2 separate regions of the Homo sapiens genome follow, and region 1 is linked to region 2. Evidence: read pairs that join two places in POLR2A ChIA-PET (ENCODE). Cell type or tissue: PC-3. All regions are shown on one strand. Each heading gives the region's core, and the rest is flanking DNA. Links, peaks and the distances in the headings are about the cores only. Region 1 overlaps LOC105379168 (a long non-coding RNA gene). Region 2 overlaps LOC105379168 (a long non-coding RNA gene).

What was found. Peaks named below come from ENCODE experiments on the same cell type or tissue, not always from the same donor. Only the 100,000 strongest peaks of a DNase experiment are listed, where the experiment ranks them.
Region 1: POLR2A ChIA-PET joins it to region 2 with 12 read pairs; 2 of 35 experiments call an interaction of 5 or more read pairs at or near these places.

The regions. Positions count from the first base shown.
Region 1 is chr5:128,784,797-128,794,862 of GRCh38, reverse strand. The region is part of intron 4 of LOC105379168 (a long non-coding RNA gene); the gene reads right to left. Among named protein-coding and RNA genes, the nearest start is that of SLC27A6, 180 kb to the left of the region's middle. In PC-3, for the core only: no CTCF peak of the experiment used is centred there; no DNase peak of the experiment used is centred there; H3K27me3 peaks cover 493 bases.
Region 2 is chr5:128,732,369-128,742,434 of GRCh38, reverse strand. All of the region lies in intron 4 of LOC105379168 (a long non-coding RNA gene), which reads right to left. Among named protein-coding and RNA genes, the nearest start is that of FBN2, 200 kb to the right of the region's middle. In PC-3, for the core only: no CTCF peak of the experiment used is centred there; a DNase peak (open chromatin) is centred at 5,794; H3K4me3 peaks cover 744 bases; H3K27ac peaks cover 2,117 bases.

The DNA of each region.
Region 1 (10,066 bases), core at 2,503-5,002, 54 kb before region 2:
GAACAATGAGAACACTTGGACACAGGAAGGGGAACATCACACACCAGGGCCTGCCATGGGGTTGGGGGTGGAGGGAGGGGGGAGGGAAAGCATTAGGAGATATACCTAATGTAAATGATGAGTTAATGGGTGCAGCACACCAACATGACACATGTATACATATGTAACAAACCTGCACATTGTGCACAGGTACCCTAGAACTTAAAGTATAATAAAAAAATTAAAAAATAAAAAAAAATGCTTCTGCTATGTTGACTTTAGGCCCTAAAGTTTTCCACAGGAGAAAATTTTGGCTCTTTTAATAAGCAGTTTCTTCCAGTTCAAATAAAATGTTATAAAATCTCAGTAAAGGTTCTTCCTCAGAAAGAAAGAAAGAAATCATGACAATCTGGGTATGCATATTCCTAAGAAAATGAGTAGCCTCTTCTGTTGCTGATCTTGAATAATTAAGGTCAAATGTTGAAAGAGCTAAAGAAAGCAGCTTGAGACAGATTATTACAGGAGTAAGTGGCTCACACACTTAAGAACTGCACTCAGTCACATTCAAGATAAGGGTTTATCAACTAAGGAACTGCCCTTTCAACACCTGAAAGCACTTTGTATCAGAAAATTGTGGATTATATCCTGAGTGAAAAGTCAGGATAATTAAATATTGATTAATAGTAGTTGAGTTTAATGAGAAACACATCAGAAGTTGAGATATCAAAATTCACTTTCTGTTTTGCATGAGCTTGCCTCACAGCAAACTTTATGAATTTAGGTACAATCATTATAATCAATATTGTATTTTTTTATGAAAACTTCACATTACATAAATCTTATGCTATGTCTCATCTCTTAAAGCTCTTCATACCTGGAAGTCACTTTGTTTTCACAGTTTTTGCTAGGTACTGCCATTCTCTGGGAAGCATTTGTTTAGCCAGTCTTCCAGAAAAACATCTGTATACACCACACTGTATTCCAGCCCCCGTAGCTTCATTTCTGCTTTACTACATGGCAAAATGAGTCGACTGCAACCTCTGCTATAATACCCATTTCCCTGCTCATTCCTGATCATGCTGCACTCAGGCTTTTGCCCTCATTGTTCTATTTAAATGGCATTTTTTAAAAGAACACCAATGACCCAATGACCTCTTTGTTGCTAAAGCCAGTAGTCACTTCTCAGTGCTCATCTCATTTGACCGATGAGTGGCATTTGTCACAGAAAATGGATATCACACACTCATGTGTTTCCTTCTCCTTCTGTCACTGTTCTTTTCCCTATCATTTCTTACTCATTGATCTGAACTCTAAAAAGTTTAAATGCCTTGGTCTTTGTCCTTGGACTTTTTTTCTCCTTATCTTCTACTCACTCTCTTGGTGATCTTATTTAGTCTCGTGGCTTTAAATTCCACCTAAGTGGACAATTCCCAAATGTATATTCCCAGACCAGAAGTTGTTCCAGAATTTTTGACTCATGTAACCAACCACCTAACTGACATAAAGTGATGAGGGTATTTTAAAAGTGAAACAGAGCGTTAAAAAATAAAGGGGAAGATACTGCTCAGAAAGATGAAATAAATGTCAAAGTGATAGAAAGTATGAGAAAAGGAATAAAAAATTTTAGAATCTATTCAAGAAATTCCATAGTTTACTATTAGAAAATTTAGAAAGGGAGACTAAAGGAAAGGTAATAACAAAAAGGGAATGAATACAAATATTAATTTTCCATAATAAAACACCCTAGATCACTGTATAAAAAGGCCCACTGATGCATAGCAGAATAATTTTTTAAATCTATACTCATGCAAATCATTCTGAAATATCAAATATCTTGAGATGAAGAGGAGATGCTAAGTTCCCAGACAGAAAAACAGGGTAATATAAAAGAGCAGTCATTAAAATGGCATATGGAATTGCACTTTTCAAAACAGCAACACTGTAAGCTAGAAAATAATTCATTCAACAATGATTTACTGAGTGCTTGCTCTGAACCAGGTACTATTTAAGGTGCTGACAAGAAAGATGCCTTTGAAATTATGAGAGAAAATTATTTCTAACCTAAACCAAGATACTCAGGAAGACTAAAGTATATAAAAAAATAACTGTACCTCATATGAACTCTTGCTGAGCTACTGGAGCATGTGGACTGCTAAAATAAAGTTTGTAAACCAAGAAAGAAGATTCAGCCTTCAGGGGATATGGATTAAAGAACAGACTTCCAGGGTGATTGGAAGGGATGTCCCAGGACAAGAATGGTTGGGCTCCAGGAGAGATGTCATGGTGGTGGCGGGGAATGAAACTCACTGATAACCTACTGTGTTTCACTATTTTGAGAAAAGTTTCAGAATTCTATTAACTCTGAAAATTCAAATTAAAAGTGTTGGAAGTAGCAGCCTGAGAAGTGAGACTTGAGATGGGGTACTTTTATTGTTATAAGTTGTATATTAACATTTAACTCTTTCAAATATGGTCATTTATTACTCAATAAAATAGTTAAGTACATGTCTTTAAAAGAACAGAATTAGAATAAAAATATGTCAGTTAAGGCAAAAACACGATAGTATTTCTTCTTTTGTTTAATTAAAGCTAACTTAATTCCAACAAGATTGCCACAATCCCCTTTAAGGTAGTTTGAATAGATGAACATCAGTTTCCATACACAGTTAGGAAAGCAGATTGTGTAAGGTAAGGACTGAAACAAAGTTTATTGCCTCCATAAACAATTGCATCAGGCTATGCAGCCTATATTTTCTTAAGAATGAAGATAACATATTCTTTATCAAAGCAAACCAAAACAGACTATAAATTATATATGTTTCTTGGTTCACAGAGAACTACAATTCATCTGGAACCAAGCAGGAATGGAGCTCTATAAAGACTCACTAAGTCACTGTAAATTATAGACAGAGGAATTTTTCCACCGTGGTGCAGCCTTCTTTCTGGTCAGTTCCTTTCCTAGATTTTGAAATGCAAGGCATCCAACTGACTATCGTATACCCAAAACACTTTTTTATGTATTCCCAATAAATAAAAGTCAGTGGAAATAATTAGAACCACGGTGAAAACAGGGAAATTGTTCAATTTAGTTAAAGTTAGAATGGTATTGTCGGGGTACAAATTTCCCAGGTACATGTAGTGGGAGTCCAATGTCTGTAGCATTGACATGTTGATAAGAACATAAAACACTGACATTCAGAATATGAATACCTTTTCACCCAAAGAAACCTGAATTCAAAGATGGTTAACCACAGAAGTGAAAATATCTTGGGTGGTCTAACTCTAGATATTTGTTCTTAGCGTATTTGGTCAAAGCACAAAACCACTAAAGAGTCTGGTATGATGTATGGTCTCTTCCTAGAAGATGCTTGGGGTTAAACAGGTTGTTGTTAGTCAGACATGGGTGAAGTAATTGTGGCAAGAAGCTTGTGGAGAGGTTTATCAGGGGCCAGGTCATAACCAGCCCTTTCTCCCAGAGGAAGGATCATTAATAGGGGCCAGCTTCCTTCAAAAAGCCCTACTTTTTCCTGATCTCACCTACTAAGTAAACTAAAATTCCTGGACATTATATTACAAACCACATTAAGAAGACTCTGAAACATGGAGAGAGGAAGACAGGCCAGGACTCAAAGAATGACACAGTGGCCTCGTATATCCAAGACTAGGAGCTGAACAAGATGTTAACCTGGAAACACCAATGAGTGCAGACAATAAAAAGCCCCAAGGAAAGCTTGCTTCTCTATCCAAAGGGCCAGGAAATAGGTAGCCGAGCAAGATGGATAAAAATCCACAACAAATAAAATAAAAAATAAAGCCACAATTTCATTCCTACCAACATCAAGAAAGGCTGTTTAGAAAGTTTAGACTTCCACCCTCTTCAAGATATAACAAGGTGTCCCATCCCCATTTTCCCCTCCCCTTTCTATTCAGAGAAGGCTGAATGGAAAGTTGGAATTTTCATCACCACCAGGCTGCACCCCAACCCTGTGGTGTCAGTGGCAGCCAAGTGAGTAGTAGCAGGAATGACCCCTAAGGATGCCCCTTCTCCTCTCAGCTTAGGAGGTATTGGTGGATGCCTATGGGGAGTTGCAACGCCCATGTCTGCACAGTGGAAATGAGGAATCTCCCACCTTAGGTGTTAACTGAGACCAATAGGAACCTGGAATTCTACTCCCATCTGGCAGTGATGACGTGGGATATCCCATTTCACATCCCCTGCTGGAGCCATATCATAAACACCCAGCTAAACCAGAAGGTTTAAATAGGAGCCATATCAGAAATAGCCAGCTAAACCAGGAGGTTTAAATAAGATCCAGAGTTTCACAGCATCATACCCAAAATATCCAGGTTTCTTTCCTTTTTTTTTTTTTTTCTGACATGGAGTCTTGCTCTGTCCCCCAGGCTGGAGTGCAGTGGCGCGATCTAGGCTCACTGCAACCTCCGCCTCCCAGGTTCAAGCAATTCTCCTGCCTCAGCCTCCTGAGTAGCTAGGATTATAGGCATGTGCTACCACAACCAGCTAATTTTTGTATTTTTAGTAGAGACGGGGTTTCACCATGTTGGCCAAGATGGTTTCTATCTCTTGACCTCGTGATCTGCCCGCCTCGGCCTCCCAAAGTGCTGGGATTACAGGCGTGAGCCACTGCACCCGGCCTCCAGGTTTCTTTTTTTTTTTTTGAGATGGAGTCTCACTCCGTCACCCAGGCTGAAGTGCAGTGATGCCATCTTGGCTCACTGCAACCTCTGCCTCCTGGGTTCAAGTGACTCTCAAACCTTAACCTCCCAAGTAGCTGGGACTACAGGCACGTGCCACCGTATTTTTAGTAGACATGGGGTTTCACCACGTTGGCCATGCTGGTCTCAAACTCCCGACCTCAAGTGACCCAGTTGCCTTGGCCTCCCAGAGTGCTGGGATTATAGGTATGAGCCACCATACTCGTCCAGCTTTCAATAAAAAAATCATTCATCATACCAAGAACCAGAGAGATACCAAACTGAATAAACAATCAACAGAAGTGTGTGCACTAAACAACAGAACTGCAAGTTATACAAAACAAAATATGATAGAACTGAAAGGAGACATAAGTAAATCCATAATTAGAATTGGAGAGTTTAACACTATTCTGTCAACAGATAGAATAACTAGACAGAAAATTGGCAAGAATATGTAAGAACTCAATAACACCATTATCCAACAGGATCTAATCAACACTTAGAGACCACTCCACTCAACAGCAGAATGCTCATTCCTTTCAAGAGCCCACAGTACATATTCCAAGAAAACTATATCCTCGGCCACAAAACAAACCTCAGTACATTTAAAGGCATCGGAATCATACATATATTATTCAACCACAATATAATCAAATTAGAAATGAGTTAACAAAAAGATAACAGGAAGATCTCCAAACACTTGGAAACTAAAAAGACACTTCTAAATAATCTATGAGTGAAAGAGGGAGTATCAGAAGAATGAAATATAGATTGAATTGAATGAAAATGAAAATACAATACATCAAAAATTGTGGGACACAGCAAAAGCAGTGCTGAATGGAAATTTGTAGCACTAAGTGCATACATTTGAAAACATAAAAAAACTCAAATAAACAATAATGACATGATTAACTATATAGAAAGTCTCAAGATATCTCCCAACCATAGGTGTTAATCTAACAAAACATGTACCATACTTGTATGATGAAAACACAAAATGTTCATAAATCAAAGAATATCTACATAAATGGAAAAACATATTGTGTTCACGGATTGGAAGTTAAACATATTAAAGATGTCAATTCTTACTAAATTAATATGCAGCTTTAATTCATTTCCTATCCAAATCCCAACAATAATTTTGTATACACAGTTGCCTCTTGAACAGAAGTTTGAACAAGACAGGTCCACTTATCCACAGATTATCTTCCACTTCTGCCACCCTAACACAGCAAAACTAACTCCTCCTCTTCCTTTTTCTCCTCCTCAGTCAACTCAACATGAAGAGGATGAGGATGAAGACCTCGATGATGTTCCACCTCCACTTAATAAATAGTAAATATACTTTCTCTTCATTATGATTTTCTTAATAACATTTTATTTTCTCTAGATGATTTTATTGTAAGAATACAGTATAGGCTGAGTGTGGCTCACATCTGTAATCCCAGCACTTTGGGAGGCCAAGGTGGGTGGATCACATGAGGTCAGGAGTTCAAGACCAGCCTGGCCAACATGGTGAACCCATCTCTGCAAAAAATACAAAATTAGTCAGGCACGATGGTGGGCGCCTGTAATCCCAGCTACTCAGGAGGCTGAGGCAGGAGAATCACTTGAACCCGGAGGTGGAGGTTGCAGTGAGCCAAGATCACACCATTGCACTCCAGCCTGGGTGACAGAGTGAGATTCTGTCTCAGAAAAAAAAATACAGTATATAATTCATATAACGTACAAAATATATTGTAATAGACTGTTTATGTTATCAGGAAGGCTTCTGGTCAATAGTAGCCTACTCAGTGGTTAAGTTTTTGGGGAGTCATGAATTTTCGACTGCATGAGGGCTCAGTCCCCCAACCTCCACATTGTTCAGGGTACAACTGTATAGATAAGTTTATTCTAAAATTTATATAGAAAGGCAAAATAACTAGAAGAGTTAGTTATGAAATAAAAAGGACAGTCATAGAAATCAATCTACCTGACTTCAAGGCTCATTAAGTAGCTATAGTAATTAAGACTGGTATTTGGCAGAGGAATAAACGTAAAATCAGTGGAATATAATAGAGAACCTAGAAATAGATCCACACAAACATGCCCAACTGATTTTTGGCAATGATGCAAAATTCAGTTCCATGAAGGAAAGACATTTTTTTCAACAAATGAAGCTGGAGAAAATGGGCATCCATGGTCAATGGGGAAAAAAAAAAAGAAAAAAACCACCCACAACGTTGACCTAAGTCATATACCTTATACAAAAATTAACTAGCACTGGATCATACACTTGGATTGAAATGTAAAGTGTAAAACTATTAAGCCTCTAGGGAAAAACAAAGGAAGACATACTACATAACATACAATGCTCCTCTGCAATAAAAAGGAACAAACTATTGGTACGCACAATAACCTGGATGAATATCAGAATTAGGCAAAGTGAAAAAAGCCATTTCCAAAAGGTCACACATACTGAATGGTTTCACTTATATAACATCCTTAAAATAAAAAAATTACAGAAATAAAGAAGAAATTAGTGATTTTAAAGAGTTAAGGAGAGCTGGATGCAGGAAGAAGGGGGTGTGGCTGTAAAAAGGCAAAATGAGGGATCCTTGTGGCAATGGAGATGTTCTGTGTCTTGATTGTATCGATATCAATATTCTGGTTGCAATATTATACTGTAGTTTCACGAAATGTTAATATTGGTGGAAACTAAGTCATGGTTAAATGGGATCTGATATGGTTTGGCTGTGTCCCCACCAAAATCTGATCTTGAATTGTAGCTCCCATAATCCTCACATGTCATGAGAGGGAACTGGTGGGAGGTAATTGAATCATGGGGATGAGTTTTTCCTGTGCAGTTCTCATGATAGTGAATAAATCTCAAGAGATCTGATGGTTTTATAAAGGGCAGTTCCCCTGCACACACTCTCTTGACTGCTGCCATGTAAGACATGCCTTTGCTCTTCCTTCACCTTCTGAGGCCTCCCCCGCCACGTGGAACTATAAGTCCATTAAATCTCTTTTTCTTTATAAATTACCCAGTCTCAGGTGTGTCTTTATTAGCAGCATGAGAACAGACTAATACAGGATCCCTCTATATTATTTCTTATAACTTCATGTGAATCTATAATTATCTCAAAATTTTAAATGTAAAAAAAGAAAACTAAAAATGAACTTCCTTCCCACATACCCAAATGAAGAATTTGACAAACCAAAATAATATTCCTAAGTAACAGTGTACTCAGTTTTTTCCCCCTTTCTTTGTTCCCCATACCTCCCACAGTCCTTACCTTGCCTCATTTTTTAGGAATGATTTTTTAGGTAATGGTTAGTATATATGTTCAATGATGTATGCATTAAACAGCTTCCCTTACATCATCTTTCTCTCCAGCTATTTCTGCCACACCATCCCAGACATTGTTCATTTCATCAAATTATAACTTATTAGTACTTCCCTCACCTCCCACCATACATGACAGCCTTCAAACTGGCACCTTCATCTTTGTCTAGCAAACCAACTTTTCCACCCTCTTAGTTTGATTTTTATTTTCTAACCACAGGGTTGCTTATCTTCCACTCCTGATTAAAATATCATTCTCATACTCCAAATCTTCATGCTCCTTTCTTAGATTTCTTAGATTTTTCTCTTTATTTTGAATATTTGTTTTCTTTTTCTTTTTCTTTCTTTTTTTTGAGACAGAGTCTCACTCTATTGCCCAGGCTAGAGTGTAGTGGTGTGATCTCAGCTCACTGCAACCTCTGCCTCCTGGGTTCAAGTGATTCTCCTGCCTCAGCCTCCCAAGTAGCTGGGATTACAGGTGCCCACCACCACACCTGGCTAATTTTGTATTTTTAGTAGAGATGGGGTTTCACCATGTTGGCCAGGATGGTCTTGAACTCCCGGCCTCAGGTGATCCACCCACCTCAGGCTCCCAAAGGGCTGGGATTACAGGCGTGAGCCACCAGGCCCAGCTGGAACATTTGTTAAATTACACAAGTAATACATAGATAGCACCTGTTCGTGACTCATAGAATATAGAAGTACTCAGAGAAAATTGTAACATTGATACCTGGAGTAATTGTTTCTTTTCAGAATTTTTTGATTATTTTATGCATTTTTTCATATAAACTTAAAAATGAGCTTGTCATTGTACATGAAAAATCCTGTTAAAATTTTGATTGAGTTACATTGACTTTGGTGATTGCTTTCTCAAGAATTAACACCTTCATGATTTGAATCTTCTATAGATCATGATATGCTAATCTTTTTTTAGATACTTATAGTCTAATATAATCAGACTAACACTGATTTTCATGTGTCAGTCTTCTATTCAGTCACCGTTCTGAATTGTCTTATTAGTTCTAGTAGTTTTTCCATTATTTTTCTTGCATTTTCTCAGTATAAAACTATATTGCTTACAAATGATATCATTTTTTCTTCCATTCAGATATATGTGTGTATATCTGTATGTGTATATGTGTGTGCACACATACACCTATACCTGAATATACATATGTGTGTATGTGTATATATATATATGTATGTGTGTGTGTGTGTGTGTATATATATATATATATATATGTGATGGTTAATACTCTCAACTTGATTGGATGCAAAGTATTGATCCTGGGTGTGTCTGTGAGGGTGCTGCCAAAAGAGATTAACATTTGAGTCAGTGGGCTCAGGAAGGCAGATCCACCCTTAATCTGGTGGACACAATCTAATCAGTTGCTAGCAAATATAAAGCAGGCAGAAAAATGTGAAAAAGAGTGATGGGCCTAGCCTCCCAGTCTACATCTTTCTCCATGCTGGATGCCTCCTGCCCTCGAACATCGGACTCCAAGTTCTTCAGTTTTGGGACTCAGACTGGCTCTCCTTCCTCCTCAGCTTGCAGACAGCCTATTGTGGAACCTTCTGATAGTGTAAGTTAATACTTAGGAAACTCCCCTTTATATATACATATATATATATATATATATATATATATATATATATTTATATATAAAATATCCACATTTCTGATACACACACACTTTTTTATGGTATGTAACTTGCATTTTTCTTGTATTTTTCTTAACTCACTGTATCACTGAGGTCCTTCAGTGGCATATTAGATGTGATGTTGACAGTGGGCATTCTTATTTTTTCCAGAGTTTTACTTCACTGGACTTAATAGAAAAACAAATTGGGTTTTTATTCACTATTTTTCACATATTATCTATTGGATTAATTTCCTTCACTATTTTTCAAATATTATCTATTGGATTAATTTCCACATTTATTTTTATTATTTTATTCCTTTTATTTTTATTTTATTTTTTATTCACTTTTCAGCTTTTTACATTTATACTTAGGTCATTCACTTTATCATATTTATACGCATAT
Region 2 (10,066 bases), core at 4,406-6,905:
AAAAAAAAAAAAAAAAAAAAAGTTCATAATACAGTCGGATACAATTTTTAGTCAGCTTTGTGTGTTTGTGTGTCTGTGTGTGTGTGTGTGTGTGTGTAGTATTTGCCTTTTAAAACTATGTCCGTAGATAATTTTGATAACAAAATGACCTAAAAATAAAAGGTACAAAGAGAGAAAAATAATTCAGGAATGGGCAAGCCTTGGTATGAGCACTGAATACTTTCAAAGAAAAGTTATGGGTATGGATACAGAGCAGAAAACTATATGTGATACCCCCACATAGTTTAAAGAGAAGTACTTGGAATTTCAGTTCTTTTTCTTTTAATAAAGTTACAATTTCGTTGGGTTGCATCTATTATCTTAATAATTTTTTTCTCATTTCACCCACCTGTTTTGTGTTTCTTTAGTCTCCTATCTCGTATTCCTTGGATTAATTAAACTTTTCTTTCCATTTATTTCATATGTTAACTTGTTAAGTATATATGATTTTACTATTATATTATGTTAGATATTACAACAGACATCCTTGACTTACTATAGTCTGATTTTTTTTAATTTTGCCATTTTCCTGGTATTACTAGAAATTTAGAACACCTTGACCCTGTATACCCCTTAGCATTATCGTGACAGTATTTTATTATACATATTTTAAACTCCACAATACATTAATATTACTATTATTGTTTTCTATGGTTAATAGGTATTTAATATTTATTTCTCTTATATGCCTATTTATTTTTTCAATTGTTCTTCCTTTTTGCATTTTTAAAATGTCCCTCTATGATTATTATCTTTCTGTCTGAAGAGTTCCCTATAATTTAGGTCTTCTATAAACAAGTTCTCAATTTTTTCTGAGAATATCTTTGTTTCATCTTTATAAAGTTATTTTTGCTGAGAATGTAAATAACCTCTGGAAGTTATTTTCTTCCAGTACTTTAAGAATGTCATTTTGTTGTGTTCTAGCTCACATTATTTCTGTTGCAAAGTCAGTGGTAAGTCTTACTGTTGCTCCTTCTTATTCCTTACTCCTAGACGTCATCTCCAAAAACGCCAGTTTCTCCGCAACTGATCATAGCCTCATGAACCTCCTTGCTTTGTCACTTCTTGAACCCCACTCCTAGCAAACATTTTCTGGAAAAGGTAAATCTCTGTCAAAAAGCATTGCCATGTCAGCTACTTAAGAAGGCATAATTGTTCCCATAGCATTGTACACGTTTCATCTCCTTTGAATTAATCTTTATTGTACTCTTCCTTTGCACAATTAAGGGACTCTCTTTTTCTTGAATTTGAACAGTACTTTGGAGTTGATTAATGTTTATTTTATTTAAGACAAGGTAAGTGCTTTCCTTCTAAGTATCACTGATTTTTAAATATCTAAGAACATTTTAACTACATTATTGAGTATTGATTCTATTTTTATTCTTTAATTTAAAAACTTTTTCTTTAATATATGACCTCTAATGTCTTCTCATCTGTCCTTGCTTTTTCCACATTCTGTGTTTTTCTAATGCTTAATTTCAAATTTTCATTGGCAGAATTTAATCTCTTCTGTCCATTTTTATAGCTATATTTTATATTCCTCCTTGAAATGGTCAACAATTATTATCACAAAACTTAATATATATGGTGTATTTTAGAGTATAGTTATATTATTTCCACATAATTTCTTTATACTTTACAACTTTCCTAATAGAATTATATAATTAATGTCTGTACACTTTCCCTTACTTTTCATGTTTCCTGGTAATTTACTAACCATTAGAGACCTAGCCTCATGAGAGCCAATTTTTAAAATCAGGTTATAAATTTATATAATAAAATTCACAGTTTTGACAAATGTAGACACTCATGTAACCAGCAACCCAATTGAGATATAAAATACTTATTGCTGCGAGCCTAGAAGGTTTCCTTCTGCTACTTTCCAATCAATCCTTTCCTTACCAGAAGCAACTACTATTCTGAATTATATCTCCATAGATTCATTTTTGCATGTTCTTGAACTTGATATAAATAAAATCATATTATATTTATACATTTTATTTGGCTTTTTTCACTCAAAATGCTTCTGTAATTGATATTGTATTAATAATTCATCCCTTTTTCCTGCTGAGTAGTACTCTATTGTATGAATCTATCACAGTGTATCTTTCCAGTTTCCTACTGATAGATATTTGTGTCGTTTTTGAAGTTCAAATTAGATTTTACTGCTCTTTTCTAATATTTTTTCCTTCAATGGGAAGAGAGGCAAGATATGCCAAAATGTGTACTAAACTTTGGAGTATTTTTGAATCTTGCCATTTGCTTAAGAAAGCTTTATATGTTTTTTTGTTTTCCTCTTTTGACAATTTCAGGGACGTTTATAATTTAAAAGTGATTGAGAATCTCCAGTAATTTCCCTTACTCTGTGATCTTATCTGAACAATTAGGGTCAAGTGAATTAAATACATCTTAAAGAAGCACTAAGAACTTCAGAACGTGCAATTTTTAAATGTAGAAAAAATGTTAACTAAGAATAATTGAAACAAAATTGCAGAATTAACTACATACAAGTATTATTTGGCCTGTTTCGTGGTAAAATTTGGACACAATAAAACTCACCAATTTAAATGCACAGTTTGGTGAATTTGGGTAGTAGTATACAGGCCATGTAACCACCAGCAAAATAAGATGTAAAATAGAATACCTCACACAAAAAACATTGCTTGTGCCCCTTTGCAGTCGAGCCAGTTCCCCAAACTCCAGCCCCAGGCATCTACTGATGGGCCTTCTGTCACTACAGTTCAGTTTTTTCTAGAATTTTATATAAATGGAATCATGCAGGATGCAGTACTATTATGCTTGCTATCTATCAGTTAGCATGTTTTTTGTAACTTTATTGTGGCATATTTTATATATCATAAAATTCACCCATTTTAAGTGTATTCAATGATTTTAATAAATATACTGAGTTGTGCAACCACTACCATAAATAAGTTGTTGAATACTTTCATCACCCCAGTAAGATCCTCTAGGCTCATTTACTATGCATCCCATTCATCCCACTCTCTGCCCCAAGCACCCACGAATCTTTCTATTTCTACATATTTCTGTTTTGTGGAGATATTATGTAAATCAAATCATACAATATGCGGTATCTCATATTTGGCTCCTTTTCCTTAACATAATGCTTCTAAGATTCATCCATGCTGTTAAGTATATTAATATTTTGCTCCTTGTTATCACTCACTTTTCATGCATTGTATCAAAGTGGATGGTGTTATTTAACTTGCTTATCCATTTATGTTTTGATAGACATTTGGGTTATTTCTAGTTTGAGGCTATTTCTCAATAATGTTCCTATGAACACTTTCATACAAGCCTGTGTATGAAACATGTTTTTATTTTGGGGGATTGAATACCTTGGAGTGAGACTGCTGGGCCACATGGTAAGTGCTTGTATAACTTCATAATATACTGTCCTGATGGTTTCAAAAGTAGTTGTGCAATTTTGCATTCTTCCAGCAATATGTAAAAGTTCCAATAGCCTAACATTGTTATCAACACTTAGTATTGTCAGGTTTTAACCTTTAGCCATTCCAGTGGGTGTGCAGTGGGTTCTAGCTATAGATAGAGATCTATATCAATGTAATTTCAAGCAACATCCTAGACAACTTTTTAAAAGAAATTGACGAGCTGATTATAAAATTTATATTGAAAGACAAAGGCACTGGAAAAGCCAAAACAATCTTGAAAAAGAAGGATAAAGTTGAAAGACTTACATGAAAGTCATGATTTCATGACTTACTATACAACTATTATATACAGGACAGTGTGGTGTTGGCTTAAGGATAGATCAGTGAAGCAAAATAGAGAGCCAGAAAATAGATCCATATATATGGTTGTTGATTTTCCACATTAATTTTAATATTCATTCATTCAACAAATACTTATTGGGCACCTACTATATGCCAAGCACTGTGATAGGCACTGGGGATTTGGCCATTAACAAAGCACTCAAAAGTTTCTATCCTCATGTAACTTTTATTCCAGTTGGGGGATAAAAGTAAATAAATAAAAAATATGAGAGCCGGGCACAGTGTGGTTCACCCTTGTAGTCCCAGGTATTTGGGAGGCTGAGGTGGGAGGATCACTTGAGTCTGGGAGCTCAAGCTGCAGTGCCCCATTATTGCACCATTGCACTACAGCCTGGGTGGCAGAGCAAGATCCTGACTCTAAAAAATAATAATAAATAAGAAAAAATATTAGATAATTATAAATCTTTTGGAGCAAATAAAGAAGAAAATGTGGATAGGGAGTGATAGGCATCTGTTTTAAATTTTGTGCTCAAGCCTTCTCAATAACCACAGGGAAAATCCTTCTAGGGAGAGGAAGCAGAGCTGCAGAAGCCCTCAGGTAGGCCTTGAAGGGGTGAGTGCAGTGATGGTGAGCCAGAGGCAGAGGCCTCAGCTCAGGGACATAGCCTGGGCCAGATCACACAGGATCTTACTGGGATTGTAAGGAATTTGGCTTTGACTCTGCCTGAGATAGGAAGCCACTGAAGGGTTTTGAGTGGAGAGGTGACATTATATGATTAAATCTTTCAAATAATTACTGTGGCTGATTGATGAGAATGGTGGTCCAAGATAGAAGAAGGGAAGGCCAGGGTGGACATGGGATGTGTGGCCTAATCAAAGATTAATCTGGCAGTCATGAGAGACCCCGCAGAGAGATGATAGAGTGAATATTAGAAAAAAGAAAAAAAAGATGATAACAAAAGGAACAGATAAGCAGCATCTAAAGAGAGATGAGATAAACTGTGATCACAGTATCTAAAAAACTAGAAGAGGATAAGAGAGGATTGATCATCAGAACACAGATGTGAGATGCATAGTATCAATTGCTTCAGAGAGGACAAGAGGTCTCAGGCTGAGAAAAGATCTGTGAAGTTTATGCATAAGGAGTTATTTGGTGAATTTTCATAGCACATAGCACTGGGACTGTAGTGACTTCAGAACACATGGAGGCACAGCACAGACCACCTGTTTAAGAAATTTTCCAGTGGAAAGAAGGACAATAGTATAAGTTAGAGGACAATGGGAGGAAATGAAGGTTGGTTTCAGGATAAGCTTGACCACAAATATCTATGGGCTGCAAAGAAAGACCTGATGGGCTGGGAGTAACTGAGGACGGCAAAGAGAAGGCAAAAGTTTGAGAAAATGGTGGGATCAGGAGGAGTGTAGAGGAGTTGCTAGAGATCAATTCCTAGAGTCTCCAATTCTGGAAGTTGCCTTGAAGGTGCTGTTTCTTTTTATATATTTGCAACGTTTGTTTTGCCCTCCTGAAATACTGCATTCACAAAAGCACCAATTCTGTCCAAACTTCCCCCAGGTCACATTAAGTCACTTCAATTAGGTTTCCCCATCTTCCTTACTCTTAACTTCAAGCTCTTGTTCTCTTTGGGAATCTAAATATGACCCCCCAATTTCAGGAAGATATGAGTCAGCCTTGTAGAAAGCATCTATTAGATGTTGCCTGGCTGAGATTCTCTCTGTGCCTCTGTGCCAGGCACTGTAACTTGGTGCAGTGAGCAGTCTGAGCCTGGCTTTGTTGGAATGACTTGGCGGTGATCCACTGGAGGTGCTGTTTTGCTCCCTGACACACAACATCTGGGCCTTGCCATACAGAACAGCCTGGTTTCTAAGTAGGAGGTAGGCAGGATCAACTCAGCAAGACTTGGGAATTTCACCCCCTACATACACATCCTTCTTTAATTTTTCCTTAAAAGGCTCACACCCAGTTTCATTTTCACACACAAAGAGGTCCTTTGTATTTCATTATGACCAAGTCACAAAAGTAAATGTTTTCCTTTAAAAAGAAAGTGGGTGTGGATGATGGTTGCTTGTGTGGAATGTGAATAAAGACTATCCCCTCAGCAAGCTGAACTCCAAAGAAAAATAGAATTATATTGAGCTTCCAGTCTGGCAACAATGCTTTTATTTTAATTATTTGTTTGCTATTTTCTTTTTTTCTACTCTTTAAGGAATTTTGAAAAAGAATTAAATTTAACCATATTGAGTTAAAAGAACTCTTAAGTCTCTGAACTGAGTTACAATGCTGAATAGAAGCAAATTGTCCTCCATTCTCCTTTATTTCAAAAGTGGACACTCAACTGAAATTTTAAAATATGGTTTAATGTCAGTATAATATGTGGAGTATATTCTTATTTTCTACATGGGAACTAGAAGCAAGTGACCTAATTAGGTACAGCTCAGTGGGATTAAGCAGATTGGCTCATACAGCTAAAATATACTCTGGTTTTCTTTCCATCACTGCTCCTTTCTGGCTGACCACATGAAGCGTTAGGACTCTACCTTTGCAAATTTTGAAGTAGACAAATATGTGGTGTGAACTAACTCAGCATGTACTTTTTACATTCTTCAACATAGCCAAGGATGTTTTCACGTGCGACCATGTGAAGAGACCACCAAACAGGCTTTGTGTGAGCAATAAAGCTTTTTAATCACCTGGGTGCAGGCGGGCTGAGTCCAAAAAGTGAGTCAACAAAGGGAGATGGGGTGGGGCCATTTTATAGGATTTGGGTGGGTGGTGGAAAATTACAGTCAAACAGGGTTTTTCTCTTAGTGGCAGGGGCGGGGGTCACAAGATGCTCAATGGGGGAGGTTCTGAGCCAGGAGAAGGAATTTCACAAGGTAATGGCTCAGTTAAGGTGGGGCAGGAACAAATCACAATGGTGGATTGTCATCAGTTAAGGCAGGAACCAGCCATTTTCACTTCTTTTGTGATTCTTCACTTGCTTCAGGCCATCTGGATGTGTACGTGCAGGTCACAGGGGATATGATGGCTTAGCTTGGACTCAGAGGCCTGACATTCCTGTCTTCTTATATTAATAAGAAAAATAACATAAAATACCATTGAAGTGTTGGGGCAGTGAAAATTTTGGGGGGTGGTATGGAGAGATAATGGGCGATGTTTCTCAGGGCTGCTTCGAGTGGGATTAGGGGCAGCATGGGAACCTAGAGTGGGAGAGATTAAACTAAAGAAAGATTTTGGGGTAAGGGGTGATATTGTGGGGTTATTAGAAGGATCATTTGTTGTACAGAATGATTGGTGATGGCCTGGATGTGGTTTTTTATGAATTGAGAAACTAAACGGAAGACACAAGGTCCAAATAAGAGAAGGAGAAAAACAGGTATTGAAGGACTAAGAATTGGGAGGATCTAGGACATCCAATTAGAGAGTGCCCAAGGGGGTTCAGCATAATTATTTGCTTGGTTGGTGAGTTTTTGGGCTCTATCCTTGAGTTCTTTTATGTTGTCATATAGCAGAAAAACAACACTCTTCATTTAAAAATATACAGTGTTTTTTTGTTTTTTTGTTTTGTTTTGTTTTGTTTTGTTTTGTTTGCAGTGAGTAAGTTGAGGCCTCGGCGATTTTGGAGAAAAGAGAAATGCAAAGCCAAATTGTTTATTAAAGAAGTATTAGAAATGGCTAGGAGAGAGTGAGAGAGATTGATAGTGTGGTGGAGATAGCTGGGGAGAGGTAGAGGATGGCATAAGAACAGGAACAAGAATAAGAGTGAGTATAAAAGTTAAGAATAGGACTTCACCAGCGTGAAAGTATTGGAGTGTACCCTGTCAGCAAAGATTATCTGTCCACTTTAAGAGAGACTTAAGGGTGGCGGTTTTAGGTAAAACCAGGAGATATCAGTTATGATGGTTTGAAGGAAAGTGTAAACCAGCAGTGTAAACAAGGGCAGGGTATTTATGAGTAGTTTTGAATGGTGAATAGGAGTATGACTGGACAGAAGATAGTAGGGATGACAAGTTTTTGGGGTGCAGTTCAAGTTGGGCTGGTGTCTGGAATGAGAGTGGGGCCTAATAAAAAGGAGTGTCCATACATGAGCTCAAATGGGCTGTACCCTGTAGCAATCCGAGGACAGGCCCGAATTCTGAGAAGGGCAAGTGGTAAAAGTACTGTCCAGTCCTTTTTAAGTTGGAGGCTGAGCTTGGTGAGGTGTACCTTTAAAAGACCATTAGTCTGTTTTACTTTTCCTGAAGATTGAGGACGGTAAGGGGTATGAAGGTTCCACTGAATACCAAGAGCCTGAGAAATTGCTTGTGTGATTTGACTAGTAAAGGCCAGTCTATTATTGGACTGTATAGAGGTGGGAAGGCCAAACCAAGGAATTATGTCTGACAGAACGGAAGAAATGATCGTGGTGGCCTTCTCAGACCCTGTGGGAAAGGCCTCTAACCATCCAGTGAAAGTGTCTACCCAGACCAAGAGATATTTTAGTTTCCGGACTTGGGGCATGTGAGTAAAGTCAATTTGTCAGTCCTTGGCAGAGGCAAATCCCTGAGCTTGATGTGTAGGGAAGCGAGAGGGCCTGAACAATCCCTGGAGAAGTAGTAGAATAGCAGATGGAACACCGAGAAGTGATTTCCTTAAGAATAGATTTCCATGATGGAAAGGAAATGAGAGGTGCTAAGAGACGGGCTAGCGGCTTGTAACCTACATGGAAGAGGTTACGAAATATCGACAGAACAGAATGGGCCTGTGAGGCTGGAAGGAGATATTTTCATTGGTCCAAGAACCATTTGCCTTGTGTGGGAAGAGATTGATAGGTGGAAGTTTCAGTGGGAAAGTAGGTGGGAGTGACCAATGAGAAGGAGAAAAACTGGCTGTGAGGGACAGAAGTTGGAACGCTAGCTGCTTTTTAGCTACCTTACCAGCATAAGCATTGCCCTGAGTGATGGGATCTGATGCCTTTTGATGGCCTTTACAGTGAATGACTCCAGCTTCCTTTGGAAGTGGCCTTGAGAAGAGTTTTCATTAAAGAGGCTTTAATGATGGAGGACACTTGTGTAATGAGGAAACCTCTTTTTGCCCATATTAACAGCATACTGGTGCAGGATATAGAAGGCATATTTAGAGTCAGTATAAATATTGACATGTAGTCTCTTTGCAAGAGTGAAGGCCCGAGTTAAGGCAATGAGTTCAGCTTGCTGAGAGGTAGTGGAGGAGGGGGCAGAGCAGTAGCCTCAGTGATACATGTGGAAGGTACTATAGCATAGCCTGTCTTTGCTGGTGAGTGGCAATTAGGCCTGGTGGAACTGCCATCAATAAACCAAGTGTGATTAGGGTGAGGAACAGGAAAGAAGGAAATATGGGGAAATGGAGTGAATGTCAGGTGGATCAGAGACATATAGTCATGGGGGTCAGGTATGGTATCCGGAATAATGTGGGAGACCAGATTGAAGTCCGGGCCAGGAACAATGGTAATTGTGGTAGACTCAACAAAGAGTGAGTATAGCTGAAGGAGCCGGGGAGCAGAAAGTATATGCGTCAGGTGTGAGGAAGAAAATAGATTTTGGAAGTTATGAGAACTGTACAGAGTGAGTTGAGCATAGTTTGTGATTTTGAGGGCCTCTAAAAGTATTAAAGCACCGGCAGCTGCCACACACAGACATGAGGGCTAGGCTAAAAGTGTAAGGTCAAGTTGTTTGGACAGAAAGGCCACAGGGCTGGTAAGAATTCCGACCAGACAGCCCTGCACTTTGGCTGTGTGTAATGAAAAAGGTTGGGATGAGTTAGGGAGAGCTAGTGTGGGAGCAGCTTTTAGGACTGTTTTTTAAGGAATGGAAAGGGGAATGGCGAAAGGATTTACGGGGTCAGCTAGGTTTATCTAGAACAGAATAATGGGCTGTGGAGGGAGGTATTGAGGATAGGACAGTATATGGGTTTGGCACCATGGGGTGGATAGGCAAAACAATTTGGTTGATAAGGCGCAGATCCTGAACTAACCTGTAAGGCTTGTCTGGTTTTAGGACAGGTGAAATGGGGGAATTGTAAGGAGGGTTTATAGGCTTTAAAAGGCCATGCTGTAACAGGCGAGTGATAACAGGCTTTAATTCTTTTAAAGCGTGCTATAGGGTGGGATATTGGCGATGTCGAGCGTGGTAAGGGTGATTAGGTTTTAATGGGATGGTAAGGGGTGCACGATTGGTTGCCAAGGAGGGAGTAGAGGTGTCCTATACTTGTGGATTAAGGTGGGGAGATACAAGGG